Linked DNA regions of Homo sapiens: region 2 is linked to region 1. Evidence: chromatin contacts called from ENCODE Hi-C or POLR2A ChIA-PET data. All regions are on one chromosome and are shown on one strand. The core of a region is the stretch at or near the end of the contact, and the rest is flanking DNA. Distances in the headings are between cores, read along the strand shown.

Region 1 (6,327 bases), core at 2,309-4,808:
CCGTGATGGGGCCAGGCCGAGTTGCCTGCTGGCAGAAGAGCAGTGCGGTCGGACGTGAAGGGGTGGGCAGAGAGGGAACCCAAGGCGGAGCTGGGCCTGGGGCGGTGTCACCTTCATGAAGCCAGCGGGAGCCGGGAGCAGGCAGCAGCCTGGACCTTTCGGGTGCGGCTGCAGCCACCCAAGACACCGCTGTGGACATGGACCCCTGCCTCCCTGTGCTTAGGGGCTGGGAGCAGGCAGGAGCCCCGCCCTCCTGGACCCAGCTGCAGACGCCGAGCTGCGACTGCAGAACCAGGCATCTCTGAACTCTCAGGGGCCCAGGAAGGCCACCCTTGCCCCGGTAGGCTCAGAGGGGTCTGCTCCCAGTGTCTAGCCTCTCCCCGCTCCCAGCGCCCCCTCGGATCTCAGAGCAAGGATGGGGCCAAGCCCGGGCGCTGTTGCAGCCTGGCTGGGTGTGCGCAGGCTCAGGGCACCGCTGAGACACCCGGCCCCTGTCATCTCTGCCCTCTCTGGACTTTGGGAACTAATGAACATGGGAGGGAGACCAGGGGGTGCTGAGGACAGCCTGGCGCTGGCCTGCAGGTGCCCCTTGGCAAGAACAGCCTGGGCACCATGAACAGCAGCAGGAAGCAGATAGGCTCCTGGGCAGAATGGGGTGGGTCCCCAGGAAACTCCTACCTTCAAGCCAAGGGGGGCCTGAAGCCTGGGGGCTGGGCTGCCAGTCCCACGGACCAGAGTGGGAACGTGTGGTGCTTTTCCCTGGGCCCATCCACGGCCACCCATGGACCAATCAGCACACACTTCCTACCCTCTGAGGCCCATTAAAAACCCCCAGAGTCAGTCAGACTCGGAAGAGAGGATGGAGAGAGGACAGGGAGACAAGGTGATGACCAGCTGCAGAGAGGAGCCGAGGAGATGGTGGGAGGACTAGCTGCAGAGAGGAGCTACCCTCTCTGCTGACAGCTGAAAACTCGTCGGGACACCCTGGCTATGGAAAGAAGCTGCCCACTGCAGGTCTCCTCTGAGCTATTCTGTTTCTCAATAAAGCTCCTCTTCGCCTTGCTCACCCTCTACTTGTCTGTGTGGAAGAACAAGAACTCGGGACCCACCAAATGGCAAGGCTAAAAGAGCTGTGACACAAACAGGGCTGAAACATGCCCCTTGTCCACCATGTTGTGGGTGAAGAGGAGAGAACACCTGCGGCCCTTCAGGGAGCCCAGACCTGGGAGCTCCCCAAGCCAGGGCTGTGACTCCCTCTTTGGGGGCCTGCAGTTGCAGGCATCTCCAAGCTTCTGGGTGTCAAGCTTCTGGGCGTCACTGCATTTTCCGGTGCCAGCTGGGGAAGTTGCTTGCAGTGTGCCTGGTCCAGCATAGCCTCACAGAGCGCTGGCACCCGTGCCAGCACTCGGAACTGCCTGCCCCCTGGCAGCAGCCGGCGTATTTGTGCGCAGTGGCCGGATCCCACGCTTGCTTACACATCCCTTGCCGCTCCACACCTGACTCAGTCTCCCTTAGAGGTGTGATCAAGGGCCAGTAGCATGAGCTGAGCACAGCCTGCCAGGCCGAGTGGGCGGAACAAGCCCAGAGGGCCTGAGAAAACTTGGGCAAAGGCACCACCAGCCAAAGAGATTTCCGGCCAGAAAAGCGACATCCCAATCCCAAAGATCCCAGAACAACAGTACTTCATACATATACCTCACATAGAGTTGGGATATAAGTACAACTTAGTACATGTGGATAAAGTGCTCTGCAGATATTAATTTCTCTTTCTAATACTTATGCTAATCACAAAAATAGTAAAAATATGAATAGCAAAGAGTGATGGGGATCTCAGAGGGGACTACAACATATTTAACTGGATAAAAAGTCTTGTTTGGTTTGGTTTGGGGTGGGGGTTAACTAGGGAGCCTCATCAACATTTATGGCATTGTCTTCCTAAGAAAATTGGTCTCAGGTTTGCCTACAATGAAAACATTGACAAAACATTGAACATGAATTCTCTATTCAGTGAAGAGAGAATTTACTATTCAGGGCTATTTGTTTTGAATTCAGAAATTGTTCTGCGCCTGGCGTGGTGGCTCATGCCTGTAATCCCAGCACTTTGGGAGGCCGAGATGGGTGGATCACTTGAGGGCAGGAGTTTGTGACCAGCCTGGCCAACATGGTAAAACCCTGTCTCTACTAAAAATTCAAAAATTAGCCAGGCATGGTGGCACACAGCTGTAATCCCAGCTACTCAGAAGGCTGGGCAGGAGAATTGCTGGAACCTGGAAGGCAGAGGGTGCAGTGAGCCGAGATCACACCACTGCACTACAGCCTGGGTGACAAAGGGAGACTCCATCTCAAAAAAAAATAATAAAATAAAATAAAGAAATTGTTCTGATGCTCTGTGGCCTACTTACCTTTTCAACTAAATCTACCCATACTTGATACTTGTCAAAGCCACAGAAAGATAAAAACAATCCTACAAAATTTGAAAACTACTCTGAATATACTGTGATTGAGGGATGGCCCAAAGGAAAATAAAAATATTCTTATCTGGTATTAGGGAAAAAAAAATTATATTTTAACATTTTCTCTTAGAATCATTTACTTATTGATTGTTGAGACCTGTTTTTTAATAGTAAACAAACAAAAAGTCATATTTTATTTTTTAAATTTAATTTCTAGATTTCTTAATACTCATATTATTTCATAAGTGGATGGATGGCTACTTGGGTGGCTCTAAATGTGTAGTTTAGGATATGTCCAGAAGAATTAACAAGTTTAGAAAATAAAAATTTTTATAAGGACAGATCTACAGAGAAATCATAAGAAAAAAAATGTGGGCATACAGTCACAAGAATCAAAAATTATGGGCCAAGCATAGCAGCTCATACCTCTAATCCTTGCACTTTGGGAAGCTGAGGTGGGCGGGTTACTTGAGCCCAGAGTTCGAGACCAGACTGGGCAACATAGGGTGAACCCTGTCTCTATAAAAAATAAAAAACTTAGGTGGCACATGCCTGTAGTCCCAGCTATCTGGGGGCTGACGTGGGAGGATTGCTTGAGCTGGGGAGGTTGAGGCTGCAGCGAGCTGAGATTGTGCGACTCCCCAGTGGGTGACAGACTGGCCTTGTCTGGTTAACATTTCTCCTAAAGGTAATTCTACTTTGCAATTATATGGTGCTTCTTTCCCGTTCGAAAGCAGTTTCACTTCTATTATCTCACTTTATAAGCTTCGAAGGCTAAAGTAATGAATACAATTTTAGGCTATCTTCAGCCTAAAAACAATGAAAAGTTAGCAAAACAAACAAACAAACAAAAAAGATTATGAACTAATGGTCTACAAAGACTATTTTCAAGGACAATTCTTTTGATTGTGCAGATTGATAAAGGAAGCAGGTCTCCTGAGTAATCATTACCTTCCGTCTCTGGTGGGTGTGTTGAACCACACCATCAGGAAAGCCACTAATTATCAGGAAGAGCAAAGCTGAACTGTTCCCCTAAGCTTCTTCGAGGTGCCAGAGCAAATCCAGAGGAGAAAATCCTGCAGTGGAGGGAAAAAGGATTTGTGTCTCTGAGAAAGTGAGATTTAAGATGTATGCCCTCTGGTGCCCAAGAAGTGAAGGACAAGGGTGATGATCCAACATAAGCAATTTGTGAATATGAAATATGTTGAAAGACTTTGAAAATTTCCTGATTAGGTGTAGGGTGGGTATAGTGAAGAAGGATATTCTTGGCTTAAGATATAGACATAAAAATTCATACATTTGGAAGGTCTCTCTTATGGAAATTCAGGAACAAGACTATGGTAGCTTGTTAGTATTCACATGTTTTCTACTACTCACAAGTAGTAAATACTTGTGAGTATTCATTCATGTTTTTCTCCTAGATTTTATATCACCATTAATAAAACAGGTATTATTATTATTCTAATTTTAGAAAAAAATAGAAATGATCATATCATCAAGGCTGATTTATACTGAAAAATAAGTGAACAAGGGAAATTATACAAAATTATATCCCTAAACAAATATATTATAAAATTGCTTACTCTTTTATAATAACTCAATGACATTACCAAGTTACCAGACCCCAGAGACTATTTTTTAAAGTCTATGTGACTATTAGAAAATTAAAGGGCCTTCCATAGTGTCCCATCTTCTCATTGTGACCTTACGTTCTTTTTTTCCCCATAATCACCACATCAAACTTGGAATTTTGTATCTCAAAGAAGCAGGATTGTTTTCTCAAGGAAGCAGATTAAGAAAAAAACTGAGGAAGAAAAGGAAACAGATAGTAGAAAGCAGGAGATCGTTACCAACCACTCATTCAGCCACATGCCATGAGGGCCACTAGTCTCTGTTCACACAGGCTCAACAGCTCACAGGGTCCTCTGCTATCTCACTTTGGTTCTTTTCATTTTAATTTTTTACCCAAAGTTTATTATGGTAAAATATATGTAACAAAATTTACTATCTTAATCATTTTTAAGTGCACAGCTGAGTGGCATTCAGTATATTCATATGGTTGTGCAAACATCACCAGCATCCATCTCCAGATCTCTTTTCATCTTGCAAAATTGAAACTCTATGCCCGTTAAACAACAACTCATTGCTCCCTTCCTGCTACCCCTGGCAACCATCATTCTACTTTCTGTCTCTATGATTTTGACTACTTTAAGTACTTCATAAAAGTGGGATCATATAGTATTTGTTGTTTTGTGACTGGCTTATTTCACTTAGCCTAATGTCCTCAAGGTTCATCCATGTTGTAGCATGCCTCAGAATTTTCTTTCTTCTTCTTCTTCATTTTTTTTTTCTTGTGGCAGGGTCTCATTCTGTTGCCCAGGCTGGAGTGCAGTGGTATGATCTCGGTTCAGTGCAACGTCTGCCTCCCAGGTTCAAGCGGTTCTCCTGCCTCAGCCTCCTGAGGAGCTGGGATTACTGGTGCTTGTCACCACGCCTGGCTAATTTTTGTATTTTTGGTAGAGATGGGATTTCACTATGTTGGCCAGGCTGGTCTTGAACTCCTGACCTCAAGTGATCTGCCTGACTTGGCCTCCCATAGGGCTGGGATTACAGATGTGAGGCACCATGCCTGGCCTGAATTTTCTTCCTTTTTAAGGCTGAATAATATTCTTTTTCTTTTTTTTTTTTTCTTTTTTGAGACCGAGTCTCACTCTGTTGCCCAGGCTGGGGTGCAGTGGCATCATCTTGGGGCTCACTGCAACCTCTGCCTCCCGAGTTCAAGTGATTCTTGGGCCTCAGCCTCCTGAGTAGCTGGGACTACAGGCGTCAGCCACCAAGCCCAGCTAATTTTTTTATTTTTAGTAGAGACAGGGTTTCACCACGTTGGTCAGGCTGATCTTGAACTCCTGACCTCAGGTGATCCACCTGCCTCGGCTTCCCAAAGTGCTGGGATTACAGGCGTGGCCACTGTGCCCAGCCTTAAGGCTGAACAATATTCTATTGTAAGTATATATCACATTTTGCTTTTTCATTCATCTGTCAATGGCCTCTTGGGTTGCTTCAATGTTTTAGCTATTGTAAGTAATGCTGTATGAACACGAGCATACAAATATCTTTGATACTTTGCTTTTAATTCTTCTGAGTATGGCACTGCTGGATCATATGGTAAATCTATTTTTAATTTTTTGAGAAACCACCATACTGCTTTCCACAGTGGTTATACCATTCTATATCCCCCAAACAGGCACAAAGATTCTATTTTCTCCACATACCCTGCAAACACATTTTATTTTCTATTGCTTTGATAGTAGCCATCCTAAGGGTGTCCAGGTGGCTCTCACTATAGTTTTGACTTGCATTTCCATAATGATTAGTAAGGCTGAGCATCTTTGCATGTGCTGATTGGCCATTTGTATATCTTCTTGGAGAAGTATCAAATATCTATTCAAGTCCTTCACCCATTTTTGAATTGAGCTGTTTGTATTTTTGTTGTTGAGTTTTAGGAGTTCTCCATATATTCTGGATACTAATCCCTTATCAGATATATGACGTGTAAATATATTCTCAAATTCTGTAGGCTGTCTTTCTATTCTGTTGATAGTGTCTTTTGATATAAAATTTTTAAATTTTCATGAAGTCCAATTTGTCTGTTTTTTTCTTTTGTTGCCTGTGCCTTTGGTGTCATCACACAAAATCACTGCCTAATCCCATGTCGTGAAGTTTTTGCCTTATGTTTTCTTCTAAGAGTTTTATAGTTTTAGGGCTTACATTTAGGCCATGGATCTACTTTGAGCTAAATTATGCGTATGGTATTAGGTAAAGGTAAAAGTTCATTATTTTGCATGTAAATATCTAGTTTTCTCAGCACCATTTG
Region 2 (6,608 bases), core at 2,798-5,297, 140 kb before region 1:
CAGTAAACATTTTTTTCCTCGACTTAAAAAAAAGAAAAATCCTCTACAAGTGCTTCCCATGGAGAGCCCTGGTGGTATGTGGGGTTAACGGTACCTGTAACAAATATAAGCGGGAGTGGGCTTTTTCCCCTTCCTTCAAGAGCCCCTTGGACCACTACTTCCCAGACAGCCTCCTTCTCTCAGTCCCAGAAAGACCAACCAATTCCTGGCCTCCAATTACATTATGAGTCTCTGCTTAGAGAACTGCCCAGGTTGGACAAAAGCATGGAGTTTGCTAAGGGGCAAGAAAGGTCACCACGTCTCTGAGAAGATATTTGGCTGGAAATGGTAGGTTATGAAAAACCATGTCGTGTGAAATCAGTTTTCCCTCATGGATTAATATTTTCCTCCAGAAAGACGCAAATGTAGAAAGCCATTTTATTTAACAGGTAAATTGTGTGTTTGGGGTTAAAATGTTTTGAAATTGGTGGGGTGGCACTCCCACCCTCCAAGTCACCCTCCCCTCAGACTGGCCTCCCCATCAGCCTGCGGAGGGGGTGTTAACTTTGCTCCAGTTTCCTCCTCTCAAGCCACTGCTACCTCCTTCTACCTCCTTCATGACCTTTCACCTTGATGAGGGCAATGGCCTCTGGGCTTCCCTTCTGCCAATCTTTCTGGTTTTCCTCCCTTCCTCCTTCCCTCCCCCCACCCTCTCTGCCTGACAATCCATTCACTATCTCACCTCCAGGCACATATCCCAAGGACACCTGGTATCCAAGTCCCCCTGGGTCACCATGGCCCATGAAATAACAGCACAACTCACATAGGCATCTCCCAGACACAGCAGCCTACTGCCAGACTCTGTGGGCTCTGCAAAGACCACACGCAGTTGTGGAGTCACATATACCTGGGTGCCCGGGTTTAATATTAGCTCTGACCCTGTGTGATCTAATTGGATATCCTAGTCACACTACCCATATGCATGAGACAGGGGTAAAAAAGCTAACAATATACTGGTTCCTCACTGTGAGGATAAAGCAGGTCTGTTCTGGGAATATTATGACCACCAAAGTCACTTACAGATTTCATGGCCAGTTCTCCTGGCTTCCCAAACTCACTCAGCAGTGAGTGCAGAGAAGGCAGCTCTGGCCTTCCAAGGTTGGCAACACTTGGTTCAAGTTTTTTCAACAACCATAGATCGTATACCTATTATGCATGATGGGTGATGTACTGGTTAGGTGTAAAAATCAAAAACATTGTGCAAACATAGTAAAGGCAAAGATAAAAATCTTATCTGTAAAAATAGAATAATCAGGCCGGGCACAGTGGCCTGTAATCCCAGCACTTTGGGAGGCCGAGGCGGGTGGATCACCTGAGGTCGGGAGTTAGAGACTAGCCTGGCGAACATGGAGAAACCCTGTCTCTACTAAAAATACAAAATTAGACAGGCATGGTGGTGCTACTCGGGAGGCAGAGGCAAGAGAAACACTTGAACCGGGGAGGCGGAGGTTGCAGTGAGCTGAGAGAGCGCCATTATTGCACTCCAGCCTGGGCAACAAGAGTGAAACTCCATCTCAAAAAAAATAAAATAAAATAGAATCCTCCAGCTTCTTACCACCCAGGAAAAGGCCTGGTGTTTTTGGATGAATTTACCCACACTAACTTTATGATGAAGGAAGCCGTATAACAAGGACTTTCTGAAATAGAGAATCCCATGTAATGTATTTTGTATTGCTGGAAGCATACAAAGATATAAAAATAGGAATGATTACAAGTGCTTCATTTTGAAAGAATTTAAAACTATTAGCAGCATGTTGCTTATTTCTATGGGCAAAGATTTTGTCTTCAAACATAAGTGTTTTGTCTTTTTTCTGCCCACCATTTATTTAATAAATGAGAGTTTCATACAGTGTCAGACATCAGGGCTCCCCTCCATCAGCAGAGTGGTTAGGACGGGACCTGGAAGCAGCCTCCAAACTGCCTCTTCTTTTGCCACAACCTAGCTGAGCAGTTAAAGAGAACCACACCAATGAGATGAGAATTTAAAGACAGCCTGGGGTCATAAAACCAAGGCAGACTGGTTTAAAACTCAATCATACTCACTGCTCCCTGTCTTCATCCCCTCAGTGAAATTCCTCTGTAGCCTCTGTCCTTACTACCTCCTTTTTTCTCTTCCAGTAGAATACAAGCTCTTCCAGAAGAAATGTTCCACAGATAATGCTAGCCAGGTGTGGTGGCTCACACCTGTAATCTTAGCACTCTGGGAGGCTGAGGCGGGAGGACTGCTTGAGCCCCAGAGTTGGAGACCAGCTTGGGCAACATAAAAAGACCCTAGCTCTTAAAAAACAAAAAAGAAAAAAAGCTGCCAAGCCTATGATATTTACAATCCCCATTTAAGTATAAGCAAACTGTCTTATTTCAGAAAATCAGATTTTTAAAACTTTTTTGATTTACTAGGCCAATTCACCATCCTCTTAATGTTAAAACAAATGTACATACTGAAGACAATTAGCTTAAAATTTGCTAAATGAAACAGCTTTGCAACTTGCTTCTTGTGACTCAGTCCAATTAGACCCACTAGTGTTAAAAATGGAAACTGAAACAGATTTGGATGAGGTTGATAAATTCCCAGATAGGGCCTGCCAAGTAAATCTGACCCACTGTCAGTAGACAACAAATGCTATGCCAATTTTTAATCCTGTACCAGATGGCAAGGAGTCTTGCCGAAGACTTATATTAAACTTTTAAAATTTTCCTCAACTGGAATTAGAATACAAGTATGCAAAAGGTGGTTTACTTTCTCGTTGTATGTTGGGGATAAATACTGTTTGCATTTAAATCAAATTAAACATTCTATTAGTGTGATCTTATTTAGATTTCAAGACCTAGGAAATGACATATATCTTACTCATATCTTACATTTCTTTTAGTAGTACCTTTTGTTTTGCCAACGGTACTTAGCTCTGCTAACCAACACCAGAGATGAGTCTTAACCACAAGAACAAAGACAGGGGTGGTATGCACACTTACTAATTCTCCCAGGCCCAGATGCACACTTTCTCCAGGTAGTCCCTCTGCTGTCACCTAAAACCACAATGCAATGGGAGCTGAGCACAGTGGAAGCCCATTGCAGTGGGAGCCCATTGCAGGAGAAACCCCAGGGAGCTCATCACAGAAGGGAGGCCACATCACAGAGGGAGCCCATGACAGTAGAAGCCCCATCGCAGTGGATGCTCAGCTCACCACCCACATCTAAACTAGCAACCCGACCTGATCATGTTTGTAATACTAAGATTAGGTTTTTTGTTTGTTTGTTTGTTTTTGAGACGGAGTTTCGCTCTTGTCACCCAGGCTGGAGTGCAATGGTGCGATCTCAGCTCCCTGCAGCCTCTGCCTTCCGGTTCAGGCAATTCTCCTCCTTTAGCCTCCCAAGTAGCTGGGATTATAGGCGTGTGCCACCACACCTGGCTAACTTTTGTATTTTTAGTAGAGATGGGGTTTCACCATATTGGCCAGGCTGATCTAAACTCTTGACCTCAGGCCATCCACCCGCCTCAGGCTCCCAAAGTGCTGGGATTATAGGCGTGAGCCACCGCGCCTGGCGACAATATTAAGATTAGTAGCCATCCAGTACATTGATCTCCTCTGCTTAACGTTATCAGTCTATTTGCATAATGTGGAGTCGGCTTTTGAACTTCGATATGTTGACAATCAGAAATAAAGTAATAGCTCTTCACATGGTTGAAGAGATACATAGCTTAGGTTTTACTGTATTTCTAGAAACCCTAATCAATCTTCCTCCCACGTTGTCATTCTTTCTACCACCCTAATTAATAATTCTTTGTCCCAAGGCAGCTTTTAAAACACTATTATTGGTTATAATGATTCTTCCATTCTGCCCAAATCCTAAACGGCACCATCTCCTGCTATTTTTAATGCATCAGAATAGAAGATACAAAGAGGTAAAAGTCAAGCTGCCAATGTGCACAGCTGACACATCTATTAGCAAAGCATTCAGAGTTTAAACCCCAAAGCTATTAAAAAAAAAAAAAGACTCATGCCATATAATAAAGGTGACTCTTCACACAGCAGAAATGTGTTAGATGAGAAAGTTCATCCTTCTTTGAAACCACAAAGAATTTATAGTTGAAAGTTTCCGGTCAGATTTTCACTTAAGCAGCTCATCAAACATAGCTGCAGTCTATGACACAGAAATAATAACTGATATATAAATAGGGGATTTTTTTAGGATCCTCTAATAAAAGATGATACAAGACCAGAGAAGTTATTTCAGTGTATGGTTCCGGTCTCTACCATTCACTTGCCAATTCAAAAAATTTCAGCATTCTCTGGAATTCTGAATGAATGGCAGGGATTGTATTTTTAACTACCAGGCTCTAATCCTCGACTTCCCTCACAGACTTGCCAAGAAGTTTCCACTTGTTTAAGTTAGCAGCAGTAGGCACAGCAGCCATGTGAAAGGTCTCCTAGTGCCTCTGCCCTGGCCAGCTGTGGTGATCCATCTCCCTCACGTCCTTCCCACTGAGCACCACCGACTTTTCTGCAGACTCATTCTGTCTGAACCTACTCAGTCAGGCAGAAGCTGAGTCAAGCAAAGCTGCTGTCAGCCCCAAAGAGCAGATGAGCCAAATCAGGACTGTAATACCCGTGGTTCCTGCAGGGATTCATTTACCAGAGTTTTGTCCCTGGGGTGGGAAAAAAAAGTGGCACTGTGAAGTGCCACTTCCCAGAGAAAACCACTTTGGAAGGCTGGTGACTCATCAAGACAGCCCCAGGTGTGACTCAGGAGCCTCACTTCAGAAGGTGAACAGTTCAGTCACTGTGTTAGAGACACCCCGTCATATGCTGCACGCACCCCAACAGCACCCGGCCCTGGCAAGCCTCACTTTGCCTCTGCAAACTGAGCAAAATTCTTGCTTAACCTCATTTTTCCTATTTTGTGAAAACATAAGAAGGAAAAAAAAAAAAGGACTGGGAGTTTCTGTTGCTTGTTTGATTTGGGCCAAGAGCCATATTAAAGAACTTTGGCTGCGTTGCAAACAATTTTATTATTAGTACCAGCATTTTTTTTTCTCCTCTCATGCCAGGATCAATAATGCTATTAAAAAATGTATAGTCCAGACACAGTGGCTCACGCCTGTAATCCTAGCACTTTGGGAGGCTGAGGCAGGAGGATTGCTTGAGCATAGGAGTTCAAGGCCAGCCTGGGCAACATAGGGAGATCTTATCTCTAAAAAAAAAAAAATCAAAATATGAGTCGGGCGTGGTGGTATATGCCTGTGGTCCCAGCTTCTTGGGAGGCTGAAGCGGAAGATTACTTCAGCCTGGGAGGTCGAGGCTGCAGTGAGCCGTGATCATACCACTGCACCCCAGTGTGGGCGGCAGAGCAAAACTCTGTCTCAAAAATAATAATAAAATAAAATAAATAAAAGATGTATAAATCACCTTAAGTTTATTGTGTTGGAACTCCACAACAATGTGAGAGTCTATTTCACGATATTATTTCCAGATGTCAAGTATAAAATATGTACTTGGTAGAGTCTTTATTTCACTTTTCTCCTTTCTCACAAACAAAAACATGGGATGAGAATCAGAAGTAGAGAAAAGATGAGACGCTTTATGAATGGTGAATTATTATTACTCTTATTTTTTTCTGAGATGGAGTTTCACTCTTTCAACCAGGCTGGAGTGAAGTGGCACAATCTTGGTTCACTGCAACCTCCGCCCCTCAGGTTCAAGCGATTCTCCTGCCTCAACCTCCTGAGTAGCTAGGATTATAGGCGTGTGCCACCACACCTGACGAATTTTTGTATTTTTAGTAGAGGCAGGGTTTCACCATGTTGGCCAGGCTGGTCCTGAACTCTTGACCTCATGTTATCCACCCGCTTCGGCCTCCCAAAGTGCTAGGATGACAGGCATGAGCCACCACGCCCAGCCACATGAATAGTGAATTCTAGAATAATTAATAGGAAGTGGAATGTATTCATCCATTTTTTCATTAGACAAGTATTTACAGTGGGGTACATCTTCCATAGGGATTCAGTTCCAAACTCAGTTTTCTTTTGTTTGAAAGAGATGCTGCCCAGGCTGGACTCCAACAGTTGGGCTTAAGTGATCCTCCTGCCTCAGCCTCCCGAGGCTGGGTCTACACATGCGTGCCACCTTGCTCTGCTCCCCAAAATCAGTTTTGGCAAATGTGGAGTGTGGTAAAAATTACCACTGAAAAACTTTTGAATATACAGTCCACTAGGCTTTGTGTACATTATATTATCTTTCAGTAAGCCCAATGCAGCCAGTTTCTTCCAGGGTTAGAATATGGTGCTATTTCTACACCCAAGATCCAGATGAAGTGATGCTGTACCCAAATATGTATGTCGGGATTTGCTAGGCACTCAGTGATGAATTCACGACACTTCAACATGCATACGGTGATGAGTGCCTGTAATACCTAGGCCCTCAAGGAGCTGGCAGTCAAATGAGCAGGGAGAAGGTGGCAGTGAAACAACGAGCAGTATGGTGGTAAACAGCACAGACTCTATTGTTTTTGTTATTATAAATGGTCCAGAGCCTGACACTCTGTCTCAACAGCTGTATGTTAGAAATGTTTC

The links. A loop is a pair of places that touch in the nucleus more often than their neighbours do. ChIA-PET counts read pairs that join two places held with the same protein, here RNA polymerase II (POLR2A). Pooled maps may share reads with other maps.
Region 2: a loop to region 1 is called in a map of PC-3, with 2.9 times the contacts of the local background. The contact joins two enhancer-like sites. A Hi-C loop is called at or near these places in 5 of 168 maps with a recorded cell type or tissue (GM12878, PC-3, aorta and 2 more), 2 of 37 single-sample maps with no recorded cell type and 15 of 50 pooled maps. POLR2A ChIA-PET finds 5 or more read pairs at or near these places in 7 of 52 experiments (A673, AG04450, BJ and 3 more).

What each region holds. Positions count from the first base shown.
Region 1 is chr3:149,714,038-149,720,364 of GRCh38, forward strand. It overlaps a transcript of WWTR1 not described here. Among named protein-coding and RNA genes, the nearest start is that of COMMD2, 35 kb to the right of the region's middle. RefSeq lists an enhancer at 1-370. Within about 2 kb of position 3,559, at least 2 of the 41 ENCODE cell types and tissues checked have a DNase peak (open chromatin) inside an H3K27ac peak, as active enhancers do; they include Panc1 and heart right ventricle, where a contact is called at or near this core.
Region 2 is chr3:149,577,329-149,583,936 of GRCh38, forward strand. The region is part of intron 2 of WWTR1 (WW domain containing transcription regulator 1); the gene reads right to left. Among named protein-coding and RNA genes, the nearest start is that of WWTR1-IT1, 71 kb to the right of the region's middle. Within about 2 kb of position 4,048, at least 20 of the 41 ENCODE cell types and tissues checked have a DNase peak (open chromatin) inside an H3K27ac peak, as active enhancers do; they include Panc1 and heart right ventricle, where a contact is called at or near this core.